Linked DNA regions of Homo sapiens: region 2 is linked to region 1. The links are chromatin loops, found by intact Hi-C in ENCODE. Cell type or tissue: ascending aorta. All regions are shown on one strand. Links, peaks and the distances in the headings refer to the core of each region. The heading gives the core; the rest is flanking DNA. Region 1 overlaps TMTC1 (transmembrane O-mannosyltransferase targeting cadherins 1). Region 2 has its middle 96 kb from the start of LINC02386.

What was found. A loop is a pair of places that touch in the nucleus more often than their neighbours do. Peaks named below come from ENCODE experiments on the same cell type or tissue, not always from the same donor. Only the 100,000 strongest peaks of a DNase experiment are listed, where the experiment ranks them.
Region 2: a loop joins it to region 1, with 3 times the contacts of the local background. A loop is called at or near these places in 1 of 110 quality-filtered maps.

Annotation. Positions count from the first base shown.
Region 1 is chr12:29,549,699-29,556,210 of GRCh38, forward strand. All of the region lies in intron 10 of TMTC1 (transmembrane O-mannosyltransferase targeting cadherins 1), which reads right to left. All of the region lies in intron 5 of LOC105369714 (a long non-coding RNA gene), which reads left to right. Among named protein-coding and RNA genes, the nearest start is that of OVCH1, 55 kb to the left of the region's middle. In ascending aorta, for the core only: a CTCF peak has its summit at 2,816 (motif pointing right); a DNase peak (open chromatin) is centred at 2,823; H3K27ac peaks cover 525 bases.
Region 2 is chr12:30,197,664-30,204,175 of GRCh38, forward strand. No RefSeq gene overlaps it. Among named protein-coding and RNA genes, the nearest start is that of LINC02386, 96 kb to the right of the region's middle. In ascending aorta, for the core only: a CTCF peak has its summit at 3,811; no DNase peak of the experiment used is centred there; H3K4me3 peaks cover 1,332 bases.

The DNA of each region.
Region 1 (6,512 bases), core at 1,800-4,299:
CCTTGAATGACCTGAATATTCTAAGTAAAAGTAAGGGATGAGGTTGTCTTCTGGGTGTGTGTACAGGGCACTGAGGAGGGGAACAGAGGATGTATGCATTAGGGAAACAGGAGATAACATAAAAGACCATAAGGAATGAATTTTCAACAGCTCTTACCCCTAATCATGGTTTTGTTTTCCATGTAGGGATCCCATTCAACTCAGATTTGTATTTTTTTCCTCTATCATTTGATAGATTGGATGACAGTCTAGAGTCCTACATTCTCTACAGGAGTGAAAATTGTTTCTTGGGGTGGGGATGATGGTGGTGAAAAATAATCATAGACATTACAATGGTTTTGGGTCTTTCCAAGCTCAATCCTATGTAACAAATCTTATTCTTGAGTGTTTAATTGGGGAGAAAGCTGATAAGAAAAAATATCTAAAAAAGCTCCTTAAAAGAGGTGAGTATGATAATGAAAAAAAAAATTGAGAAATATTGGTCTAGGGAAAGCAAAATACAGGTAGTGAAGTAACTTGGGTTGGCCTTGTCAGGCAGGTAAATGTTGGTAAAAGTGTGAAAGAGTCTAAGTTGATGTCACGTGCATTACTGAAATACATCAGATAAATTAGAGATAGGGTTATAAATTATGAATGCAAAAATCAGGGAGAAGAGAGGTTCTAACAGTGATCAAGTGCAGGGCCGGCAGGAAAGAGGGAGCAGGAGAATAGCACCTGTCACGGAAGCTATGCTGATGCTTAGGTCTTAATAGAAGGCAACTGAGCAGACAGAGGAGCGAGGAGGTGGCAGGTCATAATCATGATCCCTTTAAAGTGTCAGCGGGAATGAGAGAGTGGGGAAAAGGGAAGGGAGGACAGAGGTAAGAGTTTAAGCTCAAAGAGGAGCATTTCGGAGTTCAAATGCTAGAGAATGACAAAGTCTGCATAATTAAAAAGCCAGTGGCCAGGCCATGTTGGTAAATGCTAAGGTAGAGCATAAATGGGGGGCCCTGAAGGGACAGAAGCACAGGAACTTGGTGATGGATCTTCTTGCTGAAGAGCGCAGCATAGTTTGGTGAGCAATGGAGAGTCACTGCCCTGGTGCTCAAGTCCCTGAGGATGATGGAAGAAGGTACAAGAAGTTGTGAAATGGCAGGGATGAGGATGGTGTTATGAGATGCTGGACTGGGCTTTAAAAGAGCAGGGAGATTGCATCACTGCACTCCAGCCTGGGGGAGAGAGTGGGACTCCATCTCAAAAAAAAAAAAAAAAAAAAAAAAAAAAAAAAAAAAAAGAGCAGGGAGACAGAGCTAGAGAGAAACAAACATGATTTGGACAAAGATGAAGGGGAGCAAGTGTAATGGGATTGGGACTAGAAGTAACTAAAGGTGGAGGGAACAGGTCACTACCACAGGGGTGCAGAGTGGGGGATAGAATTTCATGCTAAGAGGAGGATGCAGAAAATGCTCATCTGAAGCTGGTATACTAATGTGGTAGTAAGGGTGTTAAAAAGTTTTCTTTATCCATGTGGCTGGCATTGTCTACTCTCCGGGGCTTCAGTTAAAAGGTAGAGAAAAACTACTATCTTGAATGTATCAACTTCCTTTTTATGAAATAAAAGTTTGTGTGGCTAGTGCCAAAGGTATTAGGAAACATATCCCTAGCACTTAAAAGATAATGGTTACCCTTATTTCTGCCTCCTAATATTTTTTAGATATTCAATTTTCTAAAGGATCAGACTAAAGTAAATCAAATATATCCTGTTATCAAATTCATCTGCTATATAGTTCAATTATTGGACATTCCATTACATTTTCCCCTGAGTTTTGATTATAAGATTTATTGTAATACCTACCTAACACTCATATTCTATTATGTGAACAAAAGGTAGTTTTGGCAATAAGGGAGGTATGACATGGTTCTTCAAGAAGTTCTTTTTATATTCCATTTCAGTAATAAACACCAACAGCTATTTTAACAGAGCATTCACAGAAATATTTTTCCCATATCCTGAATTTAAATATTCTATTATATTCTGTTGAGCCATCAGGGACTTCCGCTCTGTTCATCCATAAAAAGTTCATGCTAATCTTGCCTATTTTCTTTCTTCTTTTTTTTTTTTTTTTGACATTTTAAATTCTAACCAAAGCCAACAAGAATTAATATAAATTAAGAATGCTGGCATGGAAAGCTGCTTCTTATCAACCTCTCACACTGTAAATGTGCTGCACAGCATCATGACATATTAGCTGCAAAGTCCAGTGAAATGGTCATAAAAGGGGCCAGATATATTTGGATAACACTCAGTGAAGTCTGCTGCTATGAATGGGTCTGAAGCCGTCTGTCATATAATTCCAAGAATTCAAATGAGTTGCTATAAGATTGCCTTGGATGCTCTGATAGAGTCACGTCTTATTTAGAGCTTCTGGCCTGGACAAAGACTCATATTTCTTTCGAAGTCAAGGTTATTAATAAACATCTGTGTTGTACAATATAGTAGCCACAAATTACATGTGGCTACTGAACACTTGAAATATGGCTGTCCTGAGATGTGCTGTAAGTGTAAAGCACACATTGCATTCCAAATATTTCATTTAAAAAAAAAAGAATGCACACCATCTCAGTAATATTTTCAATTTCTCACATTAAATTTTAAAAATTATGTTTTAATATTAATCACATGCTAAAATAATTTGAATACATTAGGGTTAAATAAATATTATTAAAAATAATTTCACTTTTTAAAATGTTTTAAAATCTGGCTACCTAAAAAAATGTAAATTACATGTATGGCTCTCATTTCTACTGGGCAGTGATGCTGCAGGCTGTAGCCCAGTTTTCAGGTGGGCCACAAGGAGGCAGTAGAGTGCGGTGGTTAGGGGCAGAAGGGCTAGAGCAGGTCTAGGTTCCATTCTGTGTCTTCTATTTCCTTACTAAAGGACTTTGGCATGTTACTTATTTTCTCCAAATCTTAGTTTCCTTATTAATCAAACAGGAATAATGATAGTGCTTCCTCTCAGGGATTATCAAATATAAACTGTTCACATCTAAAGAGATAACTTGGATTCTCAGAATGAGCATTAAGTTCCAGGTTATAAAGAAGGATACAATTTTTTAAAGTTAACTCAATAACTCAAAAGTTAACTCAATGGAGAAATCAATATTGTGTACATCTTAAAGTGAATAAATAGTAAAACAGATTAAGTCAAATCAAATTGAAAGTGTTTTTATCCTCTTCTTGCCTTTGACCCATTGCTATGGCTCAGAAATGTATTAAGGTAAGCAGAAATAAAGCTCAGTTATCTAAGTGCTATTTTCTGGGTCATCTCTCTCTGTTACTTAGCAACATAACTTCAGGGTGATGGAAATCAAATTTGCTGTTTCTTTAAGAGAGATGCAGGGTGGTCCTTTCTCCCAAAAGGCAATTGCATGCCATTAAACAGTCTAATATTATGTAATGTTTGGATTGGAAAGCTATTTGGGCACGTGGGTAATGGAAAGTGAACAGGAAAAGGAGTTCAAGGGTAGGGATTCAATCCTGGCTCTGCCATGGCCTGAGCCAAGGTCACATAAAACCTCTGAACTTTGGTTTCCTCACCGGTAAAATGGGGATGAGGAAGGCAATATATCTCCTAATAGATCGTTTTAAAGATTAAATAATGAATATTAAAAGAAACTTATCTGTAAACTGGAAAGCTTTTCAGAGTTAGCTCTTATCATTATTTTAATCTACTGAATTCTATGACTGACCTATGCTGAGATACAGCCACTTGGCTCTATGGTGTAACAGGCAAGAGGAGGTAAACAAGGATAACTTGTTTGGACCTCTGTTAACTTCTTAGGAGCTTGTTTTCTCTTCTTTCCTATTCACTGTAAAGACTCATTGTAAGGGCATCATGAAAAAAAAGGCACTCAGGAAACAGTAAAGTCTTATACAAATGTAAAGCATTGTTGTTGATTTGGATCATCATCAAGAATTGATTTTTACTGAAAAAGAGAAGGGGTAAAAAATCCTGTGTTGGTTACCCAATAACTCCTCTTACTGTGAAAAGTAGCCATTGCCAAGTTCCAAAATGCATTTTTAACTCACATGTACTAATTTAAGATGTTAGCAGTGATAAGATGAAAATTGAAAAAGGAAAGTTAGAGCATCCATCTTTTGCTCAGGTCTTAGCAAAATGAAACTTATAAGAATATCTGCCATTATTTTCAATTAGAGCCAAATTCAGCACCATATTATGATCATAACTGTAGAATAGCATTCCTAACAAGAAACGCCATTTTGTAGCCAAGCCTTTATATTTGGCTTCTATGGGTAAAATACTCATCTATATGATTTTTGAATGTAGCGCTATATAATCCAGGTACCCCAAAAGACATTTACAGGATTTTATATAACCAGTACGTTATTTGGGCTCTTAAGGAGGACATATACAGATGCAACAATGACTTATTAAAACACAAATCCTTAGAACTTCACATAAAGAAATACGTGCTCATAAAAGTAGCAGAGTGAAATAACAACATGATAATGATCTGTATCTAGCTATCTACAATAAGTAGATCTAATTTTTGTCACACTGTTTGATTTGCTATTTTTAAAAAGAGCCTCTTAGAACTAAAATATTTTTTCCACCACAGTTGTACACTTGTCTTCATTATCAGTTGTTTTTCCTTTCTTGTTTTTTTTTTAATACACAATTAGTTTTAATATCACTGTTAGTAGGGATTTGGGCATGGAAAAGGACTGTTGAATGTTCTTACTTTTAGCAAGACGTTAGCGAGTCTTTAGCAAGACTAAAAGTAAGAAAAAGCAGAGCAGTGTATTAAGGTGGGTCAAAGAAAATTACAAATTGTAGACTTAACGATAATTAAAACCTATATTGTGCTATACATATGCAAAGAAGCAGGCCAGACACAGTGTCTCATGCCTATAATCCCGGTACTTTGGGAGGCTGAGGCAGATGGATTGTTTTAGCCCAGGAGTTTGAGACCGGCCTGGGTGACATGGCAAAACCCCACTTCTACAAAAAATACAAAAAGCTTAGCCAGCCATGGGGGGGCATGCCTATAGTCCCACCTACTTGAGTCTGGGAGGCAGAGGTTGCAGCGAGCCATAATAACACCACTGAACTCTAGCCTGGGTGAATGAGCAAGACTCTGTCTCAAATATATACATGAAATAAAATATACATATAAAGAAGCACACCGAATGTGTTTTATTTTCTAGTCTATATTCTCCTCAGTCTTTCAGAGGCTCCTCTTATCCCATATAGGACCAATTTATTAGTCATACAGAAAGGAATCCAATGTAAGACCTATGTTTCAGTATACTAGGATCCAAATGTTGCCAATTTATCAGCTCTAAAATTTATTCAAGAAAAATTTTACATCAATTGATTTTATATTTCACTGCTTCACAATCTATAAAGGGTTTAGGATTCAGTTCCAACATCCTTTTTTTTTTTTTTTTTTTTTGAGACAGAGTCTCACTCTGTCACCCAGGCTAGAGTACAGTGGCATGATCTCAGCTCACTGCAACCTCTGCATCTCAGGCCCAAGTGATTCTTGTGCCTCAGCCTCCAAAGCAGCCAGGATTACAGGCACAAGTCACCAGGCCCGGTAATTTTTTTTTATTTTTTATTTATTTATTTTTTTAAAATTATACTTAAGTTCTGGGATACTTGTGCAGAACATGCAGGTTTGTTACATAGTTATACATGTGTCATGGTGGTTTGCTGCACCCATCAACCCGTCATCTACATTAGGTATTTCTCCTAATGCTATCCCTCCTCTTGCCCCCTACCCCCCGACAGGCCCCAGTGTGTGATGTTCCCCTCCCTGTGTCCATGTGTTCTCATTGTTCAACTCCCAATTATGAGTGAGAACGTGTGGTGTTTGGTTTTCTGTTCCTGTGTTAGTTTGCTGAGAATGATGGTTTCCAGCTTCATCCATGTCCCTGCAAAGGACATGAACTCATCCTTTTTTATGGCTGCATAGTATTCCATGGTGTATATGTGCCACATTTTCTTTATCCAGTCTATCACTGATGGGCATTTGGGTTGGTTCCAAGTCTTTGCTATTGTGAATAGTGCTGCAATAAACATATGTGTGCATGTGTCTTTACAGTAGAATGATTTGTAATCCTTTGGGTATATACCCAGTAATGGGATTGCTGGGTCAAATGGTATTTCTGGTTCCAGATCCTTGAGGAATCACCACACTGTCTTCCACAATGGTTGAACTAACTTACACTCCCACCAACAGCAACCATGTGGATTGTCAGCATTCTGACAAGCACAGATAAACATATTATTACGCTCCAATTCTGGTCATTTTTACCTTTTAAATTTCCATTTCTGATATTTGTTAACCTTTTTTTTTTAAGTTTAGAAGCTAAATTCCATAACTACCACCACCGTTACTACTATCATTGTCTGGACCATCACCAACATGCTTAGACTATATTAATAAACACACAAGATGCAAAAGCACCCTTTACTGTAGTCTTCAGTAACTTTAATCACACTATC
Region 2 (6,512 bases), core at 2,287-4,786, 650 kb after region 1:
TCATCGTAATAGTAAAAAACACAGCCCTGCATGGATATTTTAAATGCTAATGAGACATGCGATGTGTGTATTAGCTGTATGACCACAGGGCATGCACACTCAAGGGGACTGCCTAAAACATGATTGTAAGTGACACCCCCTCACATCCCTTCATGAATAATCATGTAAGATTAGAGTTCCCCAGCACTAGCTGCTGCTGGCTCATTCTCTTTTGAGTAGCCCGCTGACTCATCTTTCAGAGTGTACTGTCTATTTAAATAAACTCTGCTATTGTTATTTTTCCAGCCAGACCAGCCTGGAGCTGTTTTCCAGCAGGGTCAACCCATTCCTCTCTTGGAGTATACTCTTATCTCGTTATAAACCTTTGCCTTACATTACTAATTGTCTCTTGGCTAAATCCTTTCTCCCAAGTTAGACAACAACCAAAGATTCCCTGCACCCTTCCTTTTAACACTGGTAACCATTGAAACTCTGCCATCAAACTTTGGTGGGTACAGGTGAAACAGAGATTATGACACACTGAGTCTTGCTCAGGATTAGGACGGATTTGGCCTGGTCAGCAGTTGATCCATGTGGAGTAGATATAAAACTCAAGATTGAAACTGAAGATTGTAGTGGGCTCTTGGGCAATAATTTCTAAAGAACTATTCATACCAGACAAATCTTTATCAAAATATATGATAAATGTATACTATAACTGTGAGAGTAATTTAATTTCTTGGGATTGATATTTGACTTTTTTTATATCACAAAGGAAAATGAAAGGCAACCTAGTCAAGAAAAATGTGACTAATTGGTTTAATTATGGTTCATCTACATGATGTAGTACTCTACAGCTGGTAGATATCTTGTTATAGCACAATATTTAATTGCATGGAAAACTTATTAAGTTTTAAAGAGCCTTTTATAGAATAGTAGATATAGTGTAATTCAAATTTACATTAAAGATGTATTTATATACATAGATAAAAGACTAGAATAAATATATCTATGTACTTACAGTGGTAATTTCTGGGTGATATGTCAGGGATATTTTTCTTTTCTTTTCACATTCTTCCGAATTTCTTCAAGAACTAGTAATATTTTAATAATAATAATAAAAATAATTCTTTTCTTACACTGTAGATTCTATATTCAGGCTTTTTGCTTTTGTGACACTGGGATAACATATTTACTAGTGATATCGGACATTCCTGAACTATACATATAATTATGCACAAGAAGCACAAAAAGCGGTAATTTAATAAAGTGTTACTAAAACAAATTTCAAATTTTATAAAAACTTGTTCTCATTTTTTTCTCCATTCTAGTTTCTTTCAAGAATTTGGTCCATCCTCGTTTGCTTAAGTGACTTAATCTGGATAAGCCTTAAAGAAGCACTTCTGTAGTAATTATGTTTTAAATTGATGTCAGTAGACAAAAGTTGTCTCAGACAGTTATAAAATAGTATTATAATAACAAATGCTTTAAATGTAAACATAGACTAAATAAAAAGGCTTTCGTCTAATTCTTTTGTGGTCTGTTTTTTAGGCACACTAAGTGTCCCTACTTTAAGAGAGGAGAAGACAGCTTGATGGGCTGGCACATTAGTAGATACCTTCTGTAGATACTTTCAGACATCAATATTTTTACACTGTTTTTCTGTAATACAGAAAAGTATTGAATCAGGGAATGATTAAGATTCAAAAAAAGTTTCATATTTCAATATTTATTGTTTCATCTCTGAGAGGATGTAAGGTATCTTAATATCATAAATTAAGTCAATCCCAAATGCATCACCTGGACCAGATGGAACATAGAGGCCAATGAACCTAGAGGAAAGCTTAATCAAGCACCAAGTGCTCAGAAACCTTGAATCAAGCTGAGTTTCTTTTATGTCTGTCCCTTTTAGCCATCTCTGTGGAGTCCAAGCTCTCTGCCTTGAAGCATTCTTCTCCACTTCTCTCCACTGGCAGGCAAAGCCATGTTGGTTTCCTCTGAAAAAGTAGACAACTCAGGTAAGAAAGGGGTGAAAGGGATGGCTTTGGGGGTGATTTAAGGAAGAAGAAAAGGCCTGCACCCTAGAAAAATATGATGAGGGCCACTCTTTGTGGTTAAGACATTGTCTCCACAAAACTTCTGTAAAAATGTAAGCATGTTTCTTGGAAAGATTAACACACTGACCTGTAACATCTACTAAAATAACAATGTCAGTATTTTAGTTAGCATTTTACACACACATACACACACACACACACACACACACACACACACACCAACTTTGAGCATGACTGGTCATCCAGCCCATTCCATTGTGCACTGCATGGCAGATTATTCCCCTAGTACAAGTCTATTAATCTGATGTGCAGAGAAGAGGAGTTACTGCAGTGTGGGTTTCCTGCAAGGAGACAGTGTCCTGTGTGTGGAGACAGACCCAACATCCAAGGAAGAGGTAACGCTGTCACAGGGTAAAATAACTTCTATGAAAAGAGGAAAAGATGAAAACAAGAAATTCATGCTCCAAATTTTCAGTTTCATTCTTCAGTCACTAATTTTCAGGTCACCAAAAATGCACCGCACCTGGATGAAAATGAAGCTTGTCTTGGACCACCTTTGTTCCAGACGAATGTGTCACTCCACTCATTTAGTATTCCACGACTCAAATATTTTGCCTCTGATTTTTTTGTATGGAATAAATTTGAGTAGTAAAATGCCAAACGAATGGTGAATTCCACATTAAAGATTTTTCTGATTGGATATGTAAAATGTCCCAGGTAACAAATACTATAGCATACAGCAATGGTAATTTACAAGGGGCCTGAAAGAGTTCACAGATTTTCAAACCTCAAAACAAATCAGGTGATTTCCGCACTTTGGGATATCTAATTAGGAGCCAAAGCCAAAAGAAGCCTTACACACTTCTCTGCCTATTGTTAGCAGGAGTATTCAAACTTGTGCAAAAAACAGAAACTAATCATCAGACCCAGTGACCCACTTGGATGAGAAGAAAGAGTAATTTGCTTGGCATCTCCCGGACTGTCTCAATAATTTAAATTAAAAAAAAATTAACTAGTAAGAAATTTTTCAGGAACCAACTTAGCCCCCAGACCCAAACCAAAACTTGAACCTGGGACTTTTTGTAAGTGCTGACCAAGAAATGAGCTGTGAAGTTAAGTAGCCGGTGTCGCCTCTGAACACACCCGGGCAGGGCGAGCAGGATGTCCTTGTCCAGGGAGACCCCTTCTCCTGGCTTTGGGGAAGGTGCTCCCTATCCCCGCAGGAGGCTGGGTCTGCAGGACGCAGCACTGGGCGGGTGAGAGAAAGCCTGGGCAGAAGAGCACGGAGCCGGCGACTGGACGCGAGCAAGGGGCGAATGGAGAGCGTCTCCCCTGCGCCAATGCTGTTGTTCCGGGTGCTGAAAAGCCGGGAACTTCCCGGAAAGCAGCGGCACTTTTCTCCCTGGAAGGTGGGTGTGGGGGTTCCAGGCTTCGCACCTGCTAAACCTGCCTCGTCACCTGGGAGGGGTCCGCCAGATGTGCCCCTCCTCAGCCCCATTTTGGGGAGAACGATGGGGGCGGGGGCGTGGGGGTGAGCACAGCCGGGCACCCCCGCACACCCGCAGGCGGGACCCCGGGGTGCCCTTGCCCTCCTCTCCTGGGCAGCCGCACGCCGGGATCCCCACTCCACCTGCGCGCGAACTTTCGCCATCTGGGACTCAAGCGCCCGCGGCTTGAGCGCTGCGGTAAACAGAAGGCACCCGCGTGGGTTCCCAAGGGTGTTTGTGTGTTGGGTCTGGGGGAGCATGATCGGGGCATTCGCAGTGGGGAGGAAGAGGTGCTGCTGGCCGGGGCGAGCTGCCTGTGCTAAGGCCGCTCCCTGCAGGGCGAGTTCGTGCACGACGACGTGTGGGCGACCGTGAACAACCCCAACGTGCGGCCCGGCGGGCGCCCCGCTCCGCTGAGGCATCTTCACCAACGACTTCTTGGGCCAGGGCATGGCCGAGAACACCAGCCACAAGTCCTAGCGGCCGCTCAGCGTCCCCACCTTCAAGTGCACTCCTGTCTAGGGCTTCCCTTTGAGCCAGGGCCGGGTGTAGTTGCGGGACTGGCTTGAAGGGAATTTCTATTTCTCATCACGCCTTGGCCTCTCTGCCTCCCTGCCTCTCCCACTCCAGCTGTTCACGCCACCAGGCTCCCAGGTCCTCTCCAGGCTAATCTGGGTTCCTGGGACCAGGCGGGAGGCGCGCGCTGGGGAGTTCCCTTCGAGTTTCCAGAGTTTCCCGAGGTGTCTGCGTTCTAGGCTGTTTGTTTTCTCTGGACAGACCTGGGAATGGGCGGCTGGAGCGGCCACCTCACTTCCCTTCCGCCAGCCCCTCTGGGTGAGCAAGAAAACCAGTCCTACACAGTTGGCCCCGGAGGTGTGGTGTGTGTGGAAGGGGCGGGGGAAATGCTGTTTTCAGGGCCGTAATTTCTCAGTCTTGTGGGAAGCTTTGCAGGTGGGGAGACTGTGTGAGCCCCCTTGAATGTAGCTAGGATCTGCCAACGCTGGGTGGATTAGTGGGGGAAGCAGAAAAGGTATCAAAAAAGGAAGGATCTGAGATTTCACTCTTCTTACAGCAAACGGTTACCTTGCCAACATTTTATAGATGCTGTCAGAAGACAGGAGAAGCCTGGGCCAGAGACAAAGTACTTGGTTACTTTATTACTCAGGACAGAACAGGCAGCATGGGCTTCAGATTCAGTTGGTTCTTCTTGCACCCCAAAGTCCTATAGGTGATACAGCAGTGGACACAGATGGATATTTCATCCACACTAGTCTATGTCACAGCAGGTGATCCTCAATCTTTTAAAGGGGTTCTTAGCAAGCAACCGCCCCCAACCCCCACTCCCACCAAACACAAACACACCAAACTGCCTTTCCCCAGAGGATACATTATTATCCTGGTCAGGAAACAAATCTGGCTTCTGCTCCAATGGGAGACATTATCTCGATCTTCAAAGACCGTTTGCTACACAAACATTCTTGAAAAGTCATCCAGGACAAAAGCTGTAAGAAAAGGTATGGAAATGACATGGAAAATTTCTCCCCAACCTCCACCCTTGGCTGCCCCAGGTGCCTCCAACCTGACAAAGCCACCAGCAATCAAAACCCTCCTGGCATTGTGGCTAAGTGGTTTTCCTTGTGTATCCTTGAGATGTTTCTTATGTGAATAGTTTAAAGTGTAAGGGGGAGCCAAAAAGTATTTTAGGATGGAGCGTTCAATTTAAATGATGCCGAGCCTCAGACCTTTGATTTTACAAGGAACATAAAGCACTGGTCTTTGAACATTATTTGCAAACCATGTTTTATCTTAGTTACACAGAGAAGAGAAGGAAGGCTACGAATGAAGGAAGGCTGATAACTTAAGCTTTACACTGGATTGTGAAAGTGTAGGGGAATAACAAAGGGTCATAGTCCTGGGCCATGAGAGTTTTGTACATATCGTGTAGATGAATCCATGGCTGAAGTCTGGAGACTTCTTATGAAGAAGTTTATTTTAATCAATAAATGTTTTTCTATCTTCTTTTGGAGCTACTTGTATATTTTTCCAACCTTTGAGGACCCTGCCATCCCAATTTTAAAACGGGGAATGCCTGATCATGTCAAAGTAATGGAATTGTGTGCCTACTGACAGCAGAGGTTTTCTAGCTATTTTTTCAACTTCATCTCCACCTTACTCACTTACTTACTCCAAACCAGCACTTGTTTTTCTTGGTGCACACGTTACCCACTGCCACCTTAGGACCTTTGACTTGCTATTCCTCTTTCTAGAAAGCACTTCTTTTTTTTTTTTTCTGAGATGGAGTCTCGGTCTGTCACCCAGGCTGGAGTGCAATGGCACCATCTCCGCTCACTGCAACCTCCGCCTCCAGGGTTCAAGTGATTCTCCTGCCTCAGCCTCCTGAGTAGCTGGGATTACAGGCATGTGCCACCATGCCCAGCTAATTTTTGTATTTTTAGTAGAGACGGGGTTTCACCATGTTGGTCAGGCTGGTCTTGAACTCCTGACCTCGTGATCCGCCCGCCTTGGCCTCCCAAAGTGCTGGGATTACAGGCGTGAGCCATCACGCCTGGCCCTGGAAAGCACTTCTTTAACATGAATATGGCTTGCTCAGGCTTTGCAGAAAGTCACTCCTCAGAGAATCCTTCCCTGTTATCCTAGCTCAAGCAGCAAGCACACCTCCCTGACCTCAACAAAACTCTCTTATTTTGCTTTTTCTTTAATAACACTCATCACTTTCGGGCATTAGATATTTATTTTTTTATTCTTCCCCAGACACAGCGCAAGCTCCTACCATCTAAAATACCTGCTACACAAAGTAGGTACTCAGGAAATGAATACATTAGGGGAATGGTAAGCAACTTTTCACATAATTTTTAAGATGACGCTTTTAATATGAGAATTACCTCTCTTTGTTCTCATTTCTTGATATCTTACCTTTTTCTCTCTTGCTACAAGAGAAAGCAGAGGCAGCCTGAGTTCCCTGCACTCA